Regions from separate parts of the Homo sapiens genome. Here region 2 is linked to region 1. The links are chromatin contacts, found by Hi-C in ENCODE. All regions are on one chromosome and are shown on one strand. The core of a region is the stretch at or near the end of the contact, and the rest is flanking DNA. Distances in the headings are between cores, read along the strand shown. Region 1 holds the start of SMYD5 (SMYD family member 5). Region 2 has its middle 29 kb from the start of BOLA3.

Evidence for each region. A loop is a pair of places that touch in the nucleus more often than their neighbours do. Pooled maps may share reads with other maps.
Region 2: a loop to region 1 is called in a pooled map, with 12 times the contacts of the local background. The contact joins the enhancer-like site here to the promoter of SMYD5 in region 1. A Hi-C loop is called at or near these places in 5 of 50 pooled maps.

The regions. Positions count from the first base shown.
Region 1 is chr2:73,212,790-73,217,611 of GRCh38, reverse strand. SMYD5 (SMYD family member 5) reads right to left here and starts at 3,367. Exons shown (of 13, transcript NM_006062.3): 1 at 3,250-3,367. The coding sequence starts at 3,345. RefSeq lists enhancers at 3,190-3,429, 3,217-3,511.
Region 2 is chr2:74,116,672-74,121,616 of GRCh38, reverse strand. It overlaps a transcript of TET3 not described here and the pseudogene FNBP1P1. Among named protein-coding and RNA genes, the nearest start is that of BOLA3, 29 kb to the left of the region's middle. RefSeq lists an enhancer at 988-1,347. Within about 2 kb of position 1,321, at least 35 of the 41 ENCODE cell types and tissues checked have a DNase peak (open chromatin) inside an H3K27ac peak, as active enhancers do.

The DNA of each region.
Region 1 (4,822 bases), core at 2,118-4,617:
CAGTAGAGTGGGACAGGTGAAACAAAACCAGGAGGCAAAGCCCTGGGCATACCCTTGCCTGGTTTCCTGGAAGCCCTTCTCCCCATGCCTTGTATCCCATCCCAATCTAGCAAATTGAAAACTTGGCCTTCCTCTATGGGACACGACAATATGAACAGGGACTCACATTATTTCTGACAATCTCAAATTTCAATATTGGACAAATATAGATCTCCCTCTCTTTGTGAAGGACTAAATGCAGAAAATATTTCGTAATCAAAACAAAGAGAAAAGAATCAGAGTTGTTCCTTTATAAAGTCATTCCCAAAACTGATGACCATATTTCAAGGAAAACAGAGCTCTAACTCATAATATTAAGGTTGGGCCGGGCGCAGTGGCTCATGCTTGTAATCCCAGCACTTTGGGAGGCTAAGGCAGACAGATCACGAGGTCAGGAGTTCAAGACCAGCCTGACCAATATGGTGAAACCCTGTCTCTACTAAAAATACAAAAATTAGCTGGACATGGTGGTGTTCACCTGTAGTCCCAGCTACTCGGAAGGCTGAGGCAGGAGAATCGCTTGAACCCAGGAGGCGGAGGTTGCAGTGAGCCAAGATTGTACTACTGCACTATAGCCTGGGCAACAGAGTAAGACTCCATCTCAAAAAAAAAAAGAAGGTTGGAGAGCACTGAACCTGAATGGAAAGGGGACAAACCATACATACTTCCAATTTGAAAAAAAAGTTTTAAGAAAAAATCGTGCAGGCCGGGTATGGTGGCTCACACTGTAAATCTAGCACTTTGGGAAGCAAGGATGAAGGATCGCTTGAGCCCAGGAGTTTGAGACCAGCCTGGGCAACACAGCAAGACCCCATCTCTATAAAAAAAAATAGTGCAAAACTCTTAAGACTATGTAATAGATTTTTGTTGTTGTTGTTGAGATGGAGTCTCCCTCTGTCGCCCAGGCTGGAGTGCAGTAGCACGACCTCAGCTCACTGCAACTTCTGCCTCCTGGGTTCAAGCAATTCTCGTGCCTGGCCCTCAGGTAGCTGGGATTACAGGTGTGCACCACCACGCCCGACTAATTTTTGTATTTTTAGTACAGATGGGGTTTCACCATGTTGGTCAGGCTGGTCTCGAACTCCTGACATCAAGTTCAAGTGATCCGCCCCTCTCGGCCTCCCAAAGTGCTGGGATTACAGGTGTGAGCCACCACGCCAGGCCTAATTTTTGTATTTTTAGTAGAGACAGGGTTTCACCATGTTGGCCAGACTGGTCTTGAACTCCTGATCTCAAGTGATCAGCCCACCTTGGCCTCCGAAAGCGCTGGAATTAAAGGAATGAGCCACCATGCCCGGGCAGACTATGTAGTAGATTTTAAAATCTTGATTAAAAGAAGAAAGCCCACAATAAGCCATGCTGCTATCCGGCTAGTGCACCAGTATGGTAATCCAGCTGGCTTCCACTGGACCTGGTGAGGTTTCTGTTCTGACTGGTCATGTCTCTGGCATAATAGTTGATAAATTTTTGAAAAGTCATTCCTATCCACAGAAGCAATAAACAGTAGTCAAAAACTACTCCCACTTGAGGCCCCTGGTCTATATAGTTTCATGACCCAATTCTCTCAAACCTTTAAAGAATAAATAATGCTCATGCTATTTAAACAATGTAATGACAGAAAGCATTTCTGTTTTACCAAAAAAAAACAAGTATAACCCTCATGTGGCAACTTGAGGAAAATAACACAGAGAAAAAAATCACAAACCAATCTCATTTGAATAGAGAAGCAAAAAGCCCAGGATAATCCATGCTGTTACCAAGTCCAGGCAGGTATGTTATTTTCTCCAGCAGCAGATCAGATGTAGGCAAGGAGAGGGCAATCAGCTAGGGCCTTGATAGAAGCCTGGGACAGGAAAACTGTGCAAGGAGAGTGGCTGAAGTGAAGAAGCGAGAGGGAAGAAATGAAGAAAGGAAGGGGCTGAGAGACTGGGGGCTAATGAAGAAAAAGGTGAAGAATATCACTGCAAACCAAGAATGATGGAACTGAGAGGCCTTCAAACTGTGGCCACCCAGGAGCACTAGAGACTATGGAGATGGAGATAGGAACAGGTAAGGAGACCAGGGATGTAGGGAAGCTGATTTACCAGGGAAGGAGCAAACTGCTCCAGATACCTCTAGAGCAGAAAGGGGGCACGGAAGGTTGAGCTGGAAAACTAGATCAATATGATGACGCTGAGAGCAGACAACAGACAACTAGAGGTCTTACGTCTTGGGCAAGAACCAACCATACACACAGCCACTACACAGGATAAATTATTCAACCTCACTAGTAACCAAAGAAACGTAAATGAGAACAAATATAATTTTACACATATCAATAGGCAAAGATAACTAGGAAAAAAATACTGCTGGACAAAACAAGAGGATGTTTGCACAGAAAATGAGCTCTAAGACTTTTGACTCTGGGGATGAAAAATACCATACAACAATAAAGGGTCCATTAATAAGGGGTTGGTTGAGTGAACTGTGACCCTCTCACGGAAGAAGCTACTACTCAGCTCTTAAAACTTAATATGTAGAAATAGGCTTGATATTGAAAGATTCACTGCTGCATCAAAAAGCAGTTTCTAAAAATGTAATTTTAACGTACTCATCTTTGCACAAGTATAGAAGTATGGGTGATTTTTGTATTTTCTTTCCTTACATGCATTTTGTATTTTTTTCTACAATGAACTTTTGGAACACAATAAAAACGACAAAATCACGTCACCTTCCTGCTAAAAACTCTCCCAATGCCCCCACGGCCTTTGGACTCTGGTCCAAATTCCTCAGCACTCCAAGGACCCTCGTGAAGGATCTTGGCCTCTCTCCTCATCCCCTCACCCAAATCTCACACATGAAGTTCGTGAGGACTCCCTCTTTTACACCTCAGTTCTCTCTGCCCGGCACATCCCCGCCCACCGTTCCAGGGATACAGCAGCAAAGCCCCCTAGCCCCGCCCCGAGCAGCCACAGAAGGGCCTCCCGCGGGCTGGCCGAATTCCGCTGGGAGGAAATGCGCACGGAGACTCCGGAGGCCCGGGTCTATCGCGTGACCGCGCCACGAGCCTGCGCGCAGGGACAGACTGGGAGCCCCCGGGCCGCGAGCAGGGGCAGGGCCGTAGCGTCCGAGCGGCACAGAAGCCTCTGGGCTCCGGGCATGGAGTCCGGCCGGGCTGTCTCCATGGCCGGACTGGGGAGAGGCTCCCGGCAGGACCCGCCCCGACCTCACCTTGGCGCTGCTCACGAAACGGACTTCCACGGAGACCCGCGCGCGGCCCGCCACGCCCACGCAGAAGGAGAACACGTCGCACATGGAGGCCGCCATCTTGGGCGCGCCTCCGCCTTATGACCCTTAACCCCGCCTCGACCTGAGAGGCCACACCCCCTTCTGGTCCCGCCCCCGGCGAGAGTGCCCCTGAGGCTGCGAGGTTTTGGGCTCCACCAAGTCTGAATTTAGGTTCCGTGGTTTGTTGACGGGAGTGTAACTGGGCCTGCCTTTGTGCTTTTACATCGGTGCCTTTTTGTGTCTGTACCTCTGTATCAGAGTCTGTGTGCGCGTACAGTTTTGATGTGTGTATCTTTGAGTCCGTTGCATGTTTTGTTGTGGTTTTTTTTTTTTGAGATAGTCTCACTCTGTCGCCCAGGCTGGTGTGCAGTGGCGCGATCTCGGCTCAGTGCAACCTCTGCCTCCCAGGTTCAAGTGATTCATTCTCCTGCCTCAGCCTCCCGAGTAGCTGGGCGTACAGGCGTGCGCCACTAAGCCCAGCTAATTTTTGTATTTTTAGGGGTTTCACCATGTTGGCCAGGCTGGTCTCGAACTCCTGACCTCAAGTGATCCGCCCGCCTCGACCTCCTAAAGTGTTGGGATTACAGGCGTGAGCCACCTCGCCCGGCCTCCGATGCATGTTTCTATGTATGTTGTCTCTGTCCACACAGTGGCCTGTCTTCACTGAGTAAAGCGCTCTTTGGACCCAGCCCTAGAGTGGGACAGCAGAAGGCCAACTTACTCCTATCCTGTCTAGCTCTCAGCCTGAAGGGAAGGACTAGCTTATACCCCGGAGCTCACTCACCCCACTTGAAGAGTCCAGGACAAGATTTCCTTTCTCGGTAATCCCTCTGGCAGCAGAACAGTCCTGCCAAAGGTCAGGGTGGACTTGTGCCTCTGTCAGATTCTTCAATGGCTTAGGGACCTTGCAACCGGGGGTAGCGGAGGAGTCCATAGGGGACCTCAGATCTGAGAACCTCTGAAACTGGATACAGAAGTGAGTGTGCATATGCACACACTGTCGTGAAAAGGGGGAGGGGCCTGTTCTCTCAGGACCCCAAGAAGCTGCAAACCACAGACCTATGGCATTTGTCCCCACAGCTAGGCCTGACTATCAAGCCTTGTTTTGTTTCCTTGTCCCCTGATTTTGTGAGTTTTGTTTGAGACAGGGTCTCGCTTTGTCGCCCATACTGGCATGGGGCGATCTCGGCTCACGGCAGCCTCCAGCTCCCGGGCTCAAGAACAGACTGGGCAACGTAGTGAGACCTTGTCTCTCCAAAAAATAGAAAAATTTGCCGGGCGTGGTGATGCGTGGGAGGATCACCTGAACCTGGGGAGGTCTAGACTGCAATGAGCCGTGATCAAGCCACAATTATCTATCAAATAATTATAGATAGATAGATAGTTGGCAGGGACAGAGAAAGGTTCTTGAAACTGACCCTGCCTCTCCTCAAGCTTGCAACCTGGTGTCAAGGAGCGAATAGTCCACGGACTTGGGGGAGATAGATAGTTGGCAGGGCCAGAGAAGAGGCTCTTG
Region 2 (4,945 bases), core at 72-2,571, 910 kb before region 1:
TTTTTATGAACAGCCAGAAGTTTCCTTTCAATTTGCCACCACAGCTGACCCTGGTTTGCCTTCTCCTCAGAAATCTGAAAGACTATTATCAAGCACCTTATTGGCAGAGTGTAGTCCTCAGATGTCTCCAGGAGGCTCACACTCTGACTTGAAAGTTTTTATTACCAGCTGTGACATTTTTCTGATCATTGATTCAGTTGCCTTTACTATTCTCTCCAAGCATCTCCTATTGATTGCTATCACCTGTTGCCCAATCGCTACATATGTCTTCACTGATTCTCTCATTCTCACTATCCTCTTTCCCTCTATCTCTTGTATTTTCTGGAAGTTGTTGGAACTATTAGGATGGTAAAATTCCTGCAGCTCAGTGTCAAATTTCTTGAATTGATGAGTAATTCAATTCTCATTGAGTAGTCTGCCGTCTTCTGCCATTGGTGATGTTTTCGCAGCTTGGTGGTGTGCCTTTTTCAACATCGACTTTTAAAAACGTGTTTTTAAAACATATGGCATTTTCTCAAAATACTGATGTGCTCAGCAGCCTTTTTATAATCTCAATTGTCTTTTACTTGCCTCAAGTTGCTTCCATCAAGTCTCTGTCGGTGGTTGTGCCTTCTGGGCATCATGAAAGTGAGATTTCCTCTCCTGCTTTTGGTTTTGAACATGCCCTTGTAACTCCACGGTGATCTGAAAGTTCAAGACCTCAAAGAAGATAACTTAATGCTGCCTAGCGTGATCACTCATTTTGTTCACAGGGAGGGAAGGAGAGTTTTACGTAATGTATTCTTTCTCCTTCCAGTTCCTTTTAGGTTGGCATGTCTTTAAAAGATTCCTGAGTTGTTTTGTATAGCTGAGTTCAATCTCAGTCCTTTCCTTGGCAGATATGATGAATTTCTCAAGACTATCGATTTTCTAAGTTGTCAAACTGATCCCAGAGTTCTGGGTCCAGGCAGGCAAGTGGGTCCCACTCGGCCACGCCCTTGCCTCCTGAGCTCCTAGTGGCCGCCGCCCCGCTCCTTGGGCTCCTCAGCCGCTCCTCCTTCCGGTCCCTCCTCAACAAGATGGCCGGAAGAACCCGCGACGACGCCTGCAGGGCCGCCTGCCTTGGGTACTTGAACGTGTGAATAACCGGCCATTCGCGACTCCAGCGGCCCAGGCACACGTTCCCCCCGGGTAGGTGTGTGGAGCGGCCGGGGCGTAGCCACGGCACCAGCCCAGGAGGGAAAGACGGAGAGGTACGGACGTCGCCCGCCATCTCTCCGGAAGCTCCTGCCGGGCTGGGACCCCGGCGGAAAGTCTTGCCGAGAGGTCGCCCCCTGCCGCCGTGGAGGCCGTCGGCCAGAGCGACCGGAGGCGGAGTTTGCAGCCTGGCAAGGAGAATGGAGCGCTCCGGGGTTGGGCGGGCGGGGGAGCCGGGAGCCGGGCGCCTAGAATGGAGTTCCCCCGGGAGGAGCCCGAAGCAGCGTCCTTCCGGGAGCACCCAGGGAAGAACCTGGAGGTCCAACCTGTGGGCTCTTAAGAGAAGGGAGGCGGCCTATCGAAAGTCCTAGAGGCCCGAGGTAACAGGGCTTCAGGGGCCACTAGTACGTCTTTCCTGCTGACACCTCAGGCCTGTAACAGAAAACAGAAGCACCCAAGGAATGTCAAAAGGCCACAGGAATAAGTTTGAAGGGGCTGCCGTTGGTTGAATTTTGTATAATTTGACAAGTATTTAAAACATTCAATTAAAAAGAATCCATGGGTTCATATTACCACAACTACTACACTAATATTAATATAAAAGGAGAGAGAAGTAAAGATGCTTTTTCAAAACAGTAGAATGACAACCAATAAATATAGGAATTATAAAATTGGAAATCCACCATTTTGCAGCAATCGTGGTAATAATTGATTCAGCCAAGAATCACCAGTGGAAGCTGAAACTATTAGGTGAAAGACTGGGAATAGGTTATTCACACAGTCTTAAAGTAACACCTCCTGGATTACTTATTAATTATAAAGGGGAAATTTTTCAGGCAATGGAGACATTTGCTGGACATTGCCTTAGCCAAAAGTCAAACTTAGCATTTCCAGTAATAGGACAAACTGAGACTGTGTGCCTCCTGGTGTGAGGAACAGGAAGAACACACATCATCTGGGTAGTATTTCTAATAGGCTCAACCTGATTAATGAAGAAACAATCAGACAAATCAAAATTGAGGAACATTCTGCAAAGCAATTGACTTGAGTTCTTAAAAGATGGCAATATCTTTTTTTTTTTTTTTTTTGAGATAGAGTCTCACTCTGTCTCCCAGGCTGAAGTGCAGTGGTGCGATCTCGGCTCACTGCAACCTCCGCCTCCCCGGTTCAAGCAATTCTCCTGCCTCAGCCTCCGAAGTATCTGGGATTACAGGCACGTGACACCATACCCAGCTAATTTTTGGATTTTTAGTAGAGCCAGGGTTTCACTATGTTGGCCAGGGTGGTCTCAAACTCCTGACCTCAAGTGATCCCGCCTCAGCCTCCCAAAGTGCTGGGATTACAGGCGTGAGCCACCGCACCCAGCCAAAAGTTGGCAATATTGTGAAAGAACAAAGTGATAGGGCAGCAGTCTGCAGATCAAAGAAGGGTCAAGAAACTACAACTTACATGCATGGTGTGATTCTGGACTGGATCTTGGTTTGAGTCTTGGTTTAGGAGGAAAACACAATTATAAGAGACATTATTGCAAAAGTTGGATAAATTTGAATATGAACTCAATATTAGATAATATATCAGTTTCCTGGGTGCAATAATTTTATGTAGTTATGAAGGAGAATGACTGTTCTTAGGACATACAGACAAAAGTATTTACAGGAGAAGTGTCTTGATGTCTGCAACAAATTCCCAAATGGTTCATATATATGTGTTATATATATGTTTATATATATGTAAATGTAAATATATGTGTGTGTGTATGTGTATTCAGAGAGAAAAGCAAATACAATGTGACTTTTGAACAATGTCAGTTAAGCATTCTGACTAACCCACATATACATTTTGACTCCCCAAAAACTTTACTAATAGGCTACTGTTGACCAGAAGCCTTACTGATAATATAGTTATTTTGTATGTTATATGTATTATATACTGTATTCTTACAATAAAGTAAGCCAGAGAAAAGAAAATATTAAGAAAATCGTAATGAAAATACATTTACAGTACCGTACTGTGCTTACTGATACTGTAAGTTTCAATTGTCTTTTTAAGATGAATCGTCTGTCTGAAATGGTGGGCAACTGCAGCTGCAGACCTCAATCCATGGTACATATCAAGCAATTCAACTTGTTCTTGTAATGTCATGACTTGACTTTGCTTCTCGGGAGCACTTCCACCATTACTAGAGGCACTACGTGTGGGTGCCATGGTGTTATTCAAGATTTACAGCGTTGTGCTAAACACAATGAAAGACACGTGAAAACCACAAGAGATCACTTTTTACTATAGTATGCAATTTACTGGTGATAGTATCTGCTCTCGTGGAGATGATTAGCGTCACAGGTGTTTAAAGCAGGTACTTGGTTTTTATCAATTTTAATTTTTTATAATAGATTTGTGGGTCGGGTGCAGTGGCTCATGCCTGTAATCCCAGCACTTTGGGAGACTGAGGTGGGTGGATCACGAGGTCAGGAGTTCGAGACCAGCCTGGCCAACATGGTGAAACCCCGTCACTACTAAAAATACAAAAATTAGCTGGGTGTGGTGGTGGGTGCCTGTAATCCCAGCTACTCAGGAGGCTGAGGCAGGAGAATCATTTGAATCCGGGAGGCAGAGGTTGCAGTGAGCCAAGATTGTGTCATTGCGTTCCAGCCTGGGCGACAGGGCATGACTCCGTTATAAAAAAATATATATAATAGATTTTGTGTATTTTATGGTAGAACATGATAAAATAGACTAATATCTACCTGTATTTTATGCATTCTTGACAAACCAGTGTTGCTCAAGGGACAACTGTATGACAAAAATGCTAAAAAATGGTGAATCTAGGTGAAGAGTATGTGGGTGCTCATTGTACCATTTGTGCAAATTTTCTATAAATTTGACATTTTTTAGGATCAAAAGGTCTGTAATCCCATGCATGCCTGTGGTCCCAGGTACTCAGGAGGTTGAGGGAGGAGGATCACTTGAGCCTCACAGGAGGCAGAGGCTGCAGTGAGTCAAGATCGCACCACTGCACTCCAGCCTGGGAGAAAGTAAGACCTTGTCTTTAAAAAATAATAAAATAGGCCGGGCATGGTGGCTCATGCCTGTAATTCCAGCACTTTGGGAGGCTGAAGCAGGTGGATCACCTGAGGTCAGGAGTTCAAGGCCAGCCTGGCTAAAATGGTGAAACCCCATCTCTACTAAAAATACAAAAATTAGCCAGGCATGGTGGCACATACCTGTAATCCCAGCTACTTGGGAGCCCGAGGCAGTAGAATTGCTTGAACCCAGGAGGTGGAGGTTACAATTCAAAAACAAATCCTGATTTATCTCTTTACCTTCAAAACACAAGCACAATCTGACCCCTTCTTACCACCTCTTCTGCTCCCAATCAGAGTTCCCACTGGGTTCTTTCACATACCCCTTGCCCATCTCCCCGCTCCCCTCTCCCTTGCCCATTTGAGGTGCTTCCCTGAGTTCCCTGGTTGCTGCTCACCTCCCTCCTGGCTTCTCTTCCCTGCCAGCCCCTTAGTGTCTGAGTCCCCTTCTCCCTCCCTGGAGTGTCTCATGCACAGCTGGGGCTTTGCTCACCATGGACTGCTGACAGCTCCCCTAGCCGCACCCAAAGTGCTGGGATTACAGGCACGAGCCACCACACCTGGCAAGATGCTCTTTTTAATCTTTTTGTTTGTTCTTTTAATTTTTTTAAATTGACAAATAATAATTGTACATATTCATGGGGTACACAGTGTTTTTTTTTTTTTTTTTTAACTTGGGATGGAGTCTC